2 separate regions of the Homo sapiens genome follow, and region 1 is linked to region 2. The links are chromatin loops, found by intact Hi-C in ENCODE. Cell type or tissue: PC-3. All regions are shown on one strand. Each heading gives the region's core, and the rest is flanking DNA. Links, peaks and the distances in the headings are about the cores only.

The links. A loop is a pair of places that touch in the nucleus more often than their neighbours do. Peaks named below come from ENCODE experiments on the same cell type or tissue, not always from the same donor. Only the 100,000 strongest peaks of a DNase experiment are listed, where the experiment ranks them.
Region 1: a loop joins it to region 2, with 2.7 times the contacts of the local background. A loop is called at or near these places in 1 of 110 quality-filtered maps.

Annotation. Positions count from the first base shown.
Region 1 is chr2:235,141,571-235,147,359 of GRCh38, reverse strand. It overlaps the pseudogene CEP19P1. Among named protein-coding and RNA genes, the nearest start is that of SH3BP4, 190 kb to the right of the region's middle. In PC-3, for the core only: no CTCF peak of the experiment used is centred there; no DNase peak of the experiment used is centred there.
Region 2 is chr2:235,327,928-235,333,716 of GRCh38, reverse strand. No RefSeq gene overlaps it. Among named protein-coding and RNA genes, the nearest start is that of AGAP1, 160 kb to the left of the region's middle. In PC-3, for the core only: no CTCF peak of the experiment used is centred there; a DNase peak (open chromatin) is centred at 2,426; H3K4me3 peaks cover 494 bases; H3K27ac peaks cover 2,954 bases.

The DNA of each region.
Region 1 (5,789 bases), core at 386-5,385, 190 kb after region 2:
AGCGGCTGAACAGCTAAAGAATAACCTACGACACGAGAGTTACCCGTAACAAGGATTCCCGAGGCAGCTAGAGAAGCTATCCGGTTTTTTACAAGGTTACCTGTGGAGGCAGAGTTGGGCAGAAACAATGGGACAAATTGGACCGGAAACAACCATTGATCCTGGAAAAGACCTGAACACACTGGATGACAAGGAGCTTGCCAAAAGGAAGAGCATCATGGATGAACTTTTTGAGAAAAATCAGAAGAATGATCCAAATTTTGTTTACAACATTGAGGTCAAAATCCCACAGGATGAACAGCTGCAGTCCTGTGGCTGGGACACAGTCAGCTCATAAGTTCTGATACGAAACACTCAAAAGATTTATTGGGCTAGCAGAATATTCATGTTTATATAAATAACATAGATTGGTTCTAGAAAAATCTTTAGAGAACACTAAAATGTATATGTTGAGTCACGGGGGATTGACTATATTACTTTTCAAAACCAGGACATTTAGAGCATCTACTATGTAGGTGCATGAGGAAAATAGAAAAAATGGAATAAAGGAATCTGCCTTATTTTTTGCTCTTTTGAGACAGGATCTTTCTCTGTTGGTCAGGTTAGAATGCAGTGGTGAGATCTCAGCTCACTGCAACCCCCACTTCCTGGGCCCAAGCAATCCTCCCACTTCAGTCCCCCAAGTAGCTGGGATGACAGGCGTGCACCACCATGCCCGGCTAATTTTTTTGTTGTTTTTTGTTTCTTTGTTTTTTTGTAGAGATGGGGTTTTGCCTTGTTACCCAGGCTTGTCTCAAACTTCTGGACTCAAGCTATCTGTCCACCTCGGGCTTCCAAAGTGCTAAGATTACAGGCATGAGCCACTGCACCTGGCAGGAATCTGCCTTTAAGGAGCCTATAATCTAATTGGAAGATGTCAAAACTTGTGAAAAGCTAATTAGCAGTATTAGGCAACCAAAAGATTAAAGCCAGATGCTTGATAATGGCTAAAGGTCAGAGCCTAGATGACTGTAGAGTAGAATAGCAAAGGAAGACTTTGTCCTTTAGTGAAGGACTTTGCTGGCCCTTGAAATGGTAGTATTTGGGTAAAAGCTTGTGTAGGATTCTAGAGAGGAGCAACTGAAAAGAAGGGGAGGGGAGATAGTAAAGAGATAAGAAATTATATATATATACACATATATAACAGTAAGTAATTTATAGTTTGGTAAGATTGGGGTGGGAAGTGATCTGGTTTGGCTGTGTCCCCACCCAATCTCATTTTGAATTGTAGTTCCCATAATCCTCACAAGTCGTGGGAGGGACCTGGTGGGAGGTAATTAAATCATGGGGGTGTTACCCTTATGCTATTCTCATGATAGTGAGTGAGTTCTCACAAGATCTGATGGTTTTATAAGGGGTTTTTTCCACCTTTGCTCGGCACTTCTCCTAGCTGCTGCCATGTGAAGAAGGACATGTTTTCTTCCCCTTCTGCCATGATTGTAAGTTTCCTGAGGCCTCCCCAGCCATGTGGAACTGTGAGTCAACTAAACCTCTTTCCTTCATAAATTACACAGTCTCAGGTATGTCTTCACAGCAGCGTGAGAATGGGCTAATACAGCGGCCATATTTGGTTACCAGGGAATTATCTTTTTATGTGTTTAACTCTGGAGAAGCCTCTGCAAAATGCCCTCAGCTGCAAGTAGCTGTCACCTGATGGACAGAAGGGGAATTCCACCCCTTGAGTATCAGGAAATATACACTGAAGACATTCTGAAGCCCTGAACCTCCTCCCATAAATAACATGTTTGTTTATAAAATGGGAAATCCTCCTACAATAAATGAACAATAGGTACTGCCAGTTTAGGCCTACTCATGACTTTGGATCTACAAGAGAAGATCTTTGTTTAGCAAGATTATCTGTGACTTCATACATCTATTCTTACTACAATATTAATTGCTAGAAATTCTATGTTTTCTATAAAAAAATTAATATTCATTAAATAAAACAGTAAAAAAATTTTAAAAAGTTGGTGAATTTTATTCCATTTAAATTATACTTCCATAACTGAGCTTTTAAAGACTCTATATAGCTTTTAAAATAAAAATTAGGAAATTAATTTCCTTCAGGCTTCATTCTTTACATCTCTCTTTACCTACATAGATGACCACAGAAAACACTAAAAGCCAAGTTGTAGGTAGCATCAGCTAGCCAGTCAGTGAAAGTAAGTTCTCCTAGATCCATCAGGTCCATGATTTGAAAGAAAACAAATGATTTTCCAAGAAACAGCATGTCCCCTTGGAGCTGTAATTGCATCCATCGCAATGAAGTCAAGCCGAGGCCAGACAAGATCGTCTCATGAGCCGCCTTTGCCATCTCTCAACGGAACGCTTCAGGCTCAGTGTAGATGCAACACCAGGGACAGAGGCAAGTGCCCTGGGGGACTCCATCACTCCCAGGCTGGACCAGGAAGCAGGGATGGAGCCAGCCAGCCTAAGCCCAGATCACCCCTGAGCACAGCCACGTAGAAGTTAATCTGCTGTGCTTTGAATGCTCACAGCGCCCAGCATCGTGAAGTCAGAAAGGGATCAATTTTCATTAATATGAAGAACCACACTTTGAGGGACGAGACTGAGTCCATTAGACTCCTGGAGAGGCACATTCTTAGTGAAGGGTGCGACAAAAGCATTGGATATTAGCTGATAAGATTGCAGGAGACCCAAACACTCCCAGGACTCACGAGGGGCTCTCTACCAGCCCCAATTCAGAACCTCAGGGTCATTACTTATCACATGAAGCAGCTCTTACTCCTAGTCACCAGCTGTTAGGATCCAAAAGTGGAATGAGAATTCCTCACATCCGGAATGACTCCCAATCTGGAGACCTCCCCTGCCAGGAAGAGAGTCCTTATGAAAGCCACCCTCCAGGTCTAAGCTTCAGAAACAGTGGCTGCTGAATGCATGGAGGGCAGGTGAGGGAAGCTGCCTGTAAATTTCAAAGCACTGCACACACGCATTCACCCCGTTTCCTCCTGAGACCCCACTAAAATACAGCAAAGGTTTTCACTTGTGTCATTTGTTTTATTCTTTAGTCATACATTTCCAAGGGCAAATAGAAGAGAAGACAAGACAATAGCAAAAAGGATTTGCAAGCCAAAGAGCGGCAGGACCAATTGCAACTGAACCATCCAAAAAACAGGAGAATCCTAACTTAGCAGCTGAATTTGAACCCTAGAGAGCCAGGAAGCTCAGGGATTGGTGGCATCCAGCACTCTGGAAGGGGATGAGGGTGGGCTAAGCACTGCAGGAAGAGTTGAAAGTCGATTAAAAGTACAGAGACTCCCAGATCTCCTTACCCTGCCCACCAACCAGATGACCTCACCTCCATCCTAGCAGAGACTAGAGGAGCTCCCGGAGGGGAGAACAGACAGGGTCTTGTGTGGAGGAAACAGCACCTCTGGGCCAGAAACACTGTTCTGAAGGCACTAGGGGAAAAAAAAGACATCCACCCTGCTTCTACCAGGGGGCTCCCAGAACCTCAGCCTTTGAGCTTCTAAGAATGAGTTTGCTGGAGTCCAGGAATCTGAATCAACATAAGAAAGCAATTCCCCAAATTGAACAGTTCATGCAGAACACCTAGAGCAAATGCGCTTCTTTTTTTTTTTTTGAGATGGAGTCTCACCCTTGTCACCCAGGCTAGAGTGCAGTGGTGTGATCTGGGCTCACTGCAACCTCCACCTCCTGGGTTCAAGCAATTGTCCTGCCTCAGCCTCCCAAGTAGCTGGGATTACAGGCACCCGCCACCATGCCCGGCTAATTTTTGTACTTTTAGTAGAGACGGGATTTCACCATGTTGGCCAGGCTGGCCTCGAACTCCTGACCTCAAGTGATCTGCCCTCCCCAGCCTCCCAAAGTGCTGGGATTACAGGCGTGAGCAAGTGCGCTTTTATCAAGACCCATCTTCCTATATGGAGCTTCCCACCGGCTTTTTAGAACATACAAGGAGACAAAAACTTAAAAAAAAAAAAAAACTATCAAAATCCCAGCAAGGACTAAAGAGCAAAAATATAATGCTTTTAAAAAAGTAATGTAAGGGAATAACAAGGCTTCTGAAATTTAAAAAAAAAAAAGAAGAAGAAAATGGTAGCAGTTAGAGAGAAAGAATCAGCTCTAGCACTCCATAGTACAGGAGGGTGTCAATAGTTAACAATATCTTATTATAAGTTTCAAAGTAGCTGGAAAAGAAGATTTGAAAAGGTCCCAGCACAAAGAAAGGATGAATGTTTGAGGCAATGGATATTCCAGCTAACTTGATTTGATCATTACACATTGTAGGCATGTATCAAAATATCACATGTACCCCATACATATGTGCAATTACTATGTGTCAATTTAAAAAAAAAAACAAGAATAAAAAACAAAAGGAGAAGACAGAGGAAGGCAGAAGGAAAGTCCAGAACTGAAGTATGTGGGTTCCCAAAGGGCAGGGACCAGCCAGTGCACAGCACAGCAGATGCAAATAGTCTTCCCAGGACACGTTGCCTTGAAATTTCCCAACACTGTGGGCAAAAATAACACCTTCCAGCTTTCAGAAAGGGCGGGGATAGCGTCAGACAAAGGATCCAGAATCAGTGTGCACTTTGGACTTGGCAAGAGCAATGCTGGGACAATAAAACAGTGTCTTCGAGACTCTGAGGAAAGGTGATTTCCAGCCTAGAATTCTATAGCCCTCAGTCTGAAGAGAGAGAAATACATTTCCAATTGCCTCTGAACACCAATGAAGATGTGCTTCACTGAATTGAGGGAATAAAGCAGGCAAGAGAGGGCACAGAATCCAGGAATCCAGGAGTGCGGAGGGTGGTCCCACAAGGCAGTGAGACCCAGCGAATCCTCCAGGGTCCTGGGAGGCCAACCCTGCAGGGCCCAGACTTTCCTGCAAGGCAAGAGGCTTCCATAGCACCCCAGAAAGAGACTTACATGTAGAGAGCACTGGATGGGACATTTGGGGATAAATCACTGTTAACTACGTTGGAAACTAGGCAAATAAAAACCAAGACCATCATTAACTCCTAGAAAAACAGAAGGATGTAGAAAGCTTATATATTCCAGGCTTAGCTGATATATTAATCAAGGCTCTCCAGAGAAACCAAACCTGTGGAACATGTTAGCCATACACACACACACACACACACACACACACACACACACACATATATATATACACATGCACACATACATACACACACATATGTATGTATGCATACATAACATAAAAAGAGTTATTTCAAGGAATGGGCTGATGTAATTGTGGGGTTAGCAAGTCCAAAATCTGTAGGGCAGCTGGCAGGCTGGAAACTCTCAGCCAAGAGCTGACACTGACATGTGGAGGCAGAATTTCTTCCTCCTCAAGGAAACCTCAGTTTTGTACGTAAGGTCTTTCAACTGATTGGGTGGGGCCCACCCACAAGGCTTAGGATCCTCTCCTTTGATTAAAGTCAATGATTGTAGACATTAGCCGTTTGTACAAAACACCTTCACAGCAACCCCCAGGTTGGCATCTGAATTAATAGCTGGGCACTAGAGCCTAGCCACATGGACACGTAAAACTAACCATCACAGCTGGGCATCGCATTTACGAGTTTAGATGAATGTAAGCACTGACTGTTGATCTCACTGAAGTTACTATATCACCTAATCGGGAGGTGGAGGGCAGGACACAGCTCAGGTGCGTTGTGGAGTCAAAGGAGTAAAACAGAGCCATGTCCTCAGGCACTGTGGCTGCATCGCTAGATAAGGACCAGGATTGCTACATC
Region 2 (5,789 bases), core at 259-5,258:
TCCTTTCTTTCTTTAGGCTCATCTGAATTCTTAAATTGTCACATGTTTCTGCTTTTAAAAAACAAACAAAGCTTCTAGGTTGTATTAGTGCTATCGCAATTCCAAGTTCACAGGTGATGAGATGAAAGATTTGCTGGTACGTCGCCTTCTGGCCACTTAGATAGTCCCATAACATTGAGACAGAGACGGGGCTTGGCTTCAGCTCACCTCCAGTAGAGCATTCCCATTGCTCACAAAACCCACACCAATATCTCACGGACACCATAATGTTTAACTGTGCCTTTTACTTAAAGAATTCCAGGAACTGGCCTTAGGAGATAACCAAGGTCGGTAGTGTCCTGTCCTGGGAAGGAATGCTAAACAATCGATTTATAGCCTTGTTGCTGCAGGCCAGACTACCAGGTGGCCCATTGCTCAAGAGAACCACGGCAGCCAGATAATGCTGACCTGCATCCCCTACCCCTCACGTGCTTTGCCCAGCCAGCCTGCATACCCTACTCCTGATGTCAATTCCTGAGTGTTGCCTAATAAAAAAGCCCTACTGACTCTTTCTGGAAAGTCAGTCAGGGAATTCTCTCTCCCTCTCATGCTGCCCTCATTATGTCCAGGAGTCAGCTCCAATAAAATCCTGTCTGGGGAAACTTTTTTGGCCTCATGTCAAATTCTATGGCATTGAGAGCCCAAGAACCAGTGGTCGGTAACAAAATGGCAAGTGAATTTTGGCTTGTTCACTAATGTCCTGGGCTTACCCTCAACTTGGCTTCTTCAGAAACTCAATTTTGCCAATGCACCTAGGGGTGAAGTTTCCTTAGAGGCAGATGTGCTTGTCTCTCCAAGGCTGGTGCATGTCTCTACCTGTAGTGAAGGCTGTGGGATGCAGACACACATAGGTGCACCCACTGTACCTGCATGCATGTGCACATATGTTAACAAACCTTATGCTGGTTTGTTAAGAGTTGGGTGAAACGTGCCTGCACAATAAATGCTTGGGGCAGCCCAACAAGTGTGTTCTCCTACCTGTGCCTGCCTCAGGGGATGCCGTAGGCAGATGGTTTCCTGGGAGCATAGAGTCAGCACAAGGGAAGCTGTTGGTCTCAGGAAGGTGGCCTCAGGGGAGGGTTACCACACATGTTGGTAGGGTCTATATTAGTTTTCTTGGGTGGCCTTAACAAACTACCGTGGGCAGGGTGGCATAAACAACAGACATTAATTTTCTCACAATGCTGGAGGCTGGAAGTCCAATGTCAAGGTGTTGGCAGGGCTGGTTTCTCCTGAGTCCTCTCTCCTTGGCTTGCAGATGATGTCCTCTCCCTGTGACTTTACATGGTCTCCCCTGGGTGCGTGTCTGTGTCCTAATCTTCCCTTCTTATAAGGACACCAGTCATATTGCGTTAAGATCCAACCCAATGGCCTCATTTAATCTTAATTACCTCTTTAAAGACCCTATCTCCAAATACAGTCACATTTTGAGGTACTGGGGGTTAGGACTTTAGCATATAAATGGGGGGGGGCACAATTCAGCCCATGCCATGATTGAATCTAAGATGCCAACAACCTTTGTTCTAAGAACCTGCATTTCTTGCCATACTGCTATTGCTGACAAACTCCTTTTTTCTATAAGCATGCTATGACACAAATGCATAGATTTCTGCTTATTACATGCCAATCACAATGTAATCCTACCTTCCTGAGATTTTTCTCAGTTGGTCTCTGAGTGTCCCCAGACTTTTCTGTCACACATTAGCAACCTCTTGGTTTGTTCCTGGGGTTGACCATTCACATGCACTGTGTGACAGTTTTACTGAGCTCAGAGAGGGGTCATGTGCAAGTTCTTTGAGGGCACCTTTCTTTTTTTTTAAGATAGGGTCTCACTCTGTGGCCCAGGCTGGATAGAGTGCAGTGGTGCAATCTCAGCTCACTGCAACCTCCGTCTCCCGGGTTCAAGTGATTCTCACGCCTCAGCCTCCTGACTAGCTGGGACTACAAGCACATGCCACCACGCCCAGCTAATTTTTATATTTTTACTAGAGACGGGGTTTTGCCATATTGGCCAGGCTAGTCTCAAACTCCTGACCTCAGGTGATCCACCTGACTTGGCCTCCTAAAGTGCTGGGATTACAGGTGTGAGCCACTGTGCCTGGCCTGGGGGCAACTTTCTACCTCACTCTTTCATCCTCTCCACAAATTGCCTATAGATATGACTATAGTTCTTGTACATAAGAAATGGAATATAAAGAATTATTGGACTGAAGCCAAGGAAATTGTAGAGAGAAAATCTGAACAAAGAAAACATTTACTTCTGTGGGTAACACAATATTGGTAAAAATCCAAAAATATCTTGACAGCCTGGAGCAGTGGACTGACTGTAAAAAGATGACGTCTGATTGGGGATAATTGTACAGTTGGGTATTTGCGTTAAGATGATTCAGCTGTGAAACGTAAGATGGAGGAGATGCGGCTTCTCAGCAGGAAGAAGATGCCGAGGCTTTGGTTGCCTGTGCGTTTGCTGTGAGTCACTGTGTGTGTGTTGGCTTCCAGGAGTCAATGCCAGCTTAGCTCGGGCAATGACGGGATTTTGTCTAAAACGAGAGAGGGAACAATCTCATTTTCTCTTGGGACAGATCAGATTACTGTGGGGCTAATTCTTCAGATGTGAGCACCACATTTTAAAGGGGGGAGAGCAAAGTGAAGTAATAGTTCTCGAAACACTGTCCTGGAGGAAGAGTGATGAAGGAATGGAAGGCATTATAGAGAGAAGACCTAGGAGAGGAGGAACATGCTGGACATGTCAAATATCTGCAATGTTGTCAGGTAGATAATAGATGGGACTCGTTCTATGGGGATACAGCATGAAGATCCCTAGGTGGAAATTAAGGGGAATTTGATTATTTACCTACATAATATCTATTAGCTATCTAAGGTTGGTGCCCTTAAATTGTATATATTTAAGCAGAAGCTAGGTTTGGAGAGAAACTTGAAGATGATGTAGAAGAGATTCAATTATTGAGAATAAAATAAAAAACATGGTTAAATAATAGAGAACAATCAGGAAGAAACAAGTTCAAAATATGTCTAATTAGAGCAAACATGAATGTGTGAATGCAGCTATTAAAAGATGCATAATCCGGCTGGGCACTGTGGCTCATGCCTGTAATTCCAGCATGTTGAGAGGCCGAGGTGGGCAGATCACAAGGTCAGGAGTTCAAGGCCAGCCTGACCAACATAGTGAAACCCCGTTTCTACTAAAAATACAAAAATTAGCTGGGTGTGGTGGCATGCACCTGCAGTCCCAGCTACTTGGGAGGCTGAGGCAGGAGAATCATTTGAATCTGAGAGGTGGAGGTTGCAGTGAGCCAGACTGCATCACTGCACTCCAGCCTGGGCGACAGAGCAAGACTCCATCTCAAAATAAATAAATAAATAAATAAATAAATAAATAAATAAATAAATAAAGCATAATCCAAATATATGTTGTTCACAAGATAAAACATGAGCTCACCCAAAACGTTTAAAATTTAAGAGCTAGAAAACGATACACCAGATAAATATTAAGAGAATGGAAGCTAGCAGTTGTAGCTAGAAAGTAGCAATACTAATAATAATAATAATAAAAAAATCTCTGATTGTATCACTGGACTCCAGCCTGGGAAATAGAGTGAGACCCTGTCTCATAAAGAAAAAAAAAAGGAAAGAAAATAAAATAAAAACTGATATAATTCAAGGTTGCATTTATTTCTCTCTTTTAATTCTCTGCATAGCACCTATCATTTATATTTTCTCTCCCCCTCTACTCCACGCTAGACTATAAATTTTGTGAGAACAGAGATCTTGTTTGTTCTGTTCAGTGCTGAATTTTTACTGTCTGGAACATTTCTTTGGTCATAGCAAGTGCTCAGTAGATATTTGTTGAATGAAGACATAACCCCTAAGACTTCTTTGAGTTCTGAGATTCTAGGATGGAGGGTGTGGGAACTGGCCTTGTTCAGGTTATCTAGTGCTGCATAACAAATCACTCTAATGCTACAGGCTCAATTATACTGGACATCCAAAATGGTGCACTCATTCGGCTAGCAGATGATGCTGATTGTCAGCTGGGATCGTGAGCATCTTTACAGATGCTCCTTGACTTATGACGGAGTGACATCCTAACAAATCCATTGTAAGTTGAAAATATAAGTGGAAAATGCATTTATTACACGTAACCTACCAAACATCATAGCTGAGCCTAGTCTATCCTAAATGTGCTTGGAATGCTTACATTAGCCTACAGCTAGGCAAAAATCATCTGGTAACACAGTGCACTGTAGAGCATTGGTTGTTTACCCTGGTGGTCTCATGGCTGACTGCGAGCTGTGGCTCAATACAAGAGAATCATGCTGCAGATTGCTAGCCTGGGAAAAGGTCAAAATTCAAAATAAGGTTTCCATTGACTGGGCATGGCTTTCACACTATTGCAATGTTGAAATATTGTTAACTTGAACCATTGTAAGTCAGAGGCTGTCTGTAAATGGCCTCTCCCTGTGGCTTGGGCTTCTGGTAGCTGGGTGGCTGGAATCCAGTGGTAAGTGTTGTAAGAGATAGGAAATGGAGCTGCCCATCTCTGAAGGCCTGAGCCTGGAAATGAGACAGTGCTACTTCTGTCACAATCCCTGGTCAGGAAGTCATGGAGCCACCTGGGACCAAGGGAGAGGACATGGAGCCCCTCCTCAATCCCCTTCTCAATGGAGAAGAGTCAAAGAATTTGTGGTCATCTTCAATCTGCCACAGACATACAAATGAGGAGAACTTTCTGTTTTATCACTACAGATGACAGTAACTGACAGGTGTGATTTGCTGAGTGTGATGGTTAATGCTGACTGTCAACTTGATTGGATTGAAGGATGCAGAGTATTGATCCTGGGTGTGTCTGTCAGGGTGTTGCCAAAGGAGATTAATATTTGAGTCAGTGGGCTGGGAAAGACAGACCCACCCTTAATCTGGGTGGGTATCATTTAATCAGCTGCCAGGGAGGCTAGAAGATAAAGCAAGCAGAAAAATGTGAAAAGACTAGACTGGCCACCCTCCCACCCTCCCAGCCTACACCTTTCTCCCGTGCTGGATGCTTCCTGCCCTTGAACATCGGACTCCAAGTTCTTCAGTTTTGGGACTCGGACTGGCTCTGCTTGCTCCTCAGCTTGCAGATGGCCTATTGTGGGACCTTGTGATCGTGTGAGTTAATACTTAATAAACTCTCTGTTATGTATGTATCTATCCTATTAGTGCTGTCCCTCTAGAGAACCCTGACTCTATTATTTATCCTATTAGTTCTGTCCCTCTAGAGAACCCTGACTGAGTGTGAGGCACAGCTCTCCCAAGGGAAGGAAAAGCTCACCATGGAAGAAAAGAGTGCCATTCCAGAATCACTGCAAAATGTGTGGGCTGGACCAGGTGCCATCTAAAATCTTTTTCATTCTTTTTTTGAGATGGAGTCTCGCTCTGTCACCAGGCTGGAGTGCAGTAATACAATTTCAGCTCACTGCAACCTCTGCCTCCCAGGTTCAAACGACTCCTGCCTTAGCCTCCCAAGTAGCTGGGACTACAGGCACGCGCTAGCATGCCTAGCTAATTTTTGTATTTTTAGTAGAGTTCACCATGTTGGCCAGGATGATCTCAATCTCTTGACCTAGTGATCTGCTGCCTTGGCCTCCCAAAGTGCTGGGATTACAGGCGTGAGCCACTGCGCCCGGCCTCTAAGACCTTTTTCTGGTGCTGACATTCTTAGAGGGAAACGTCAACAAACAGACCAGGGA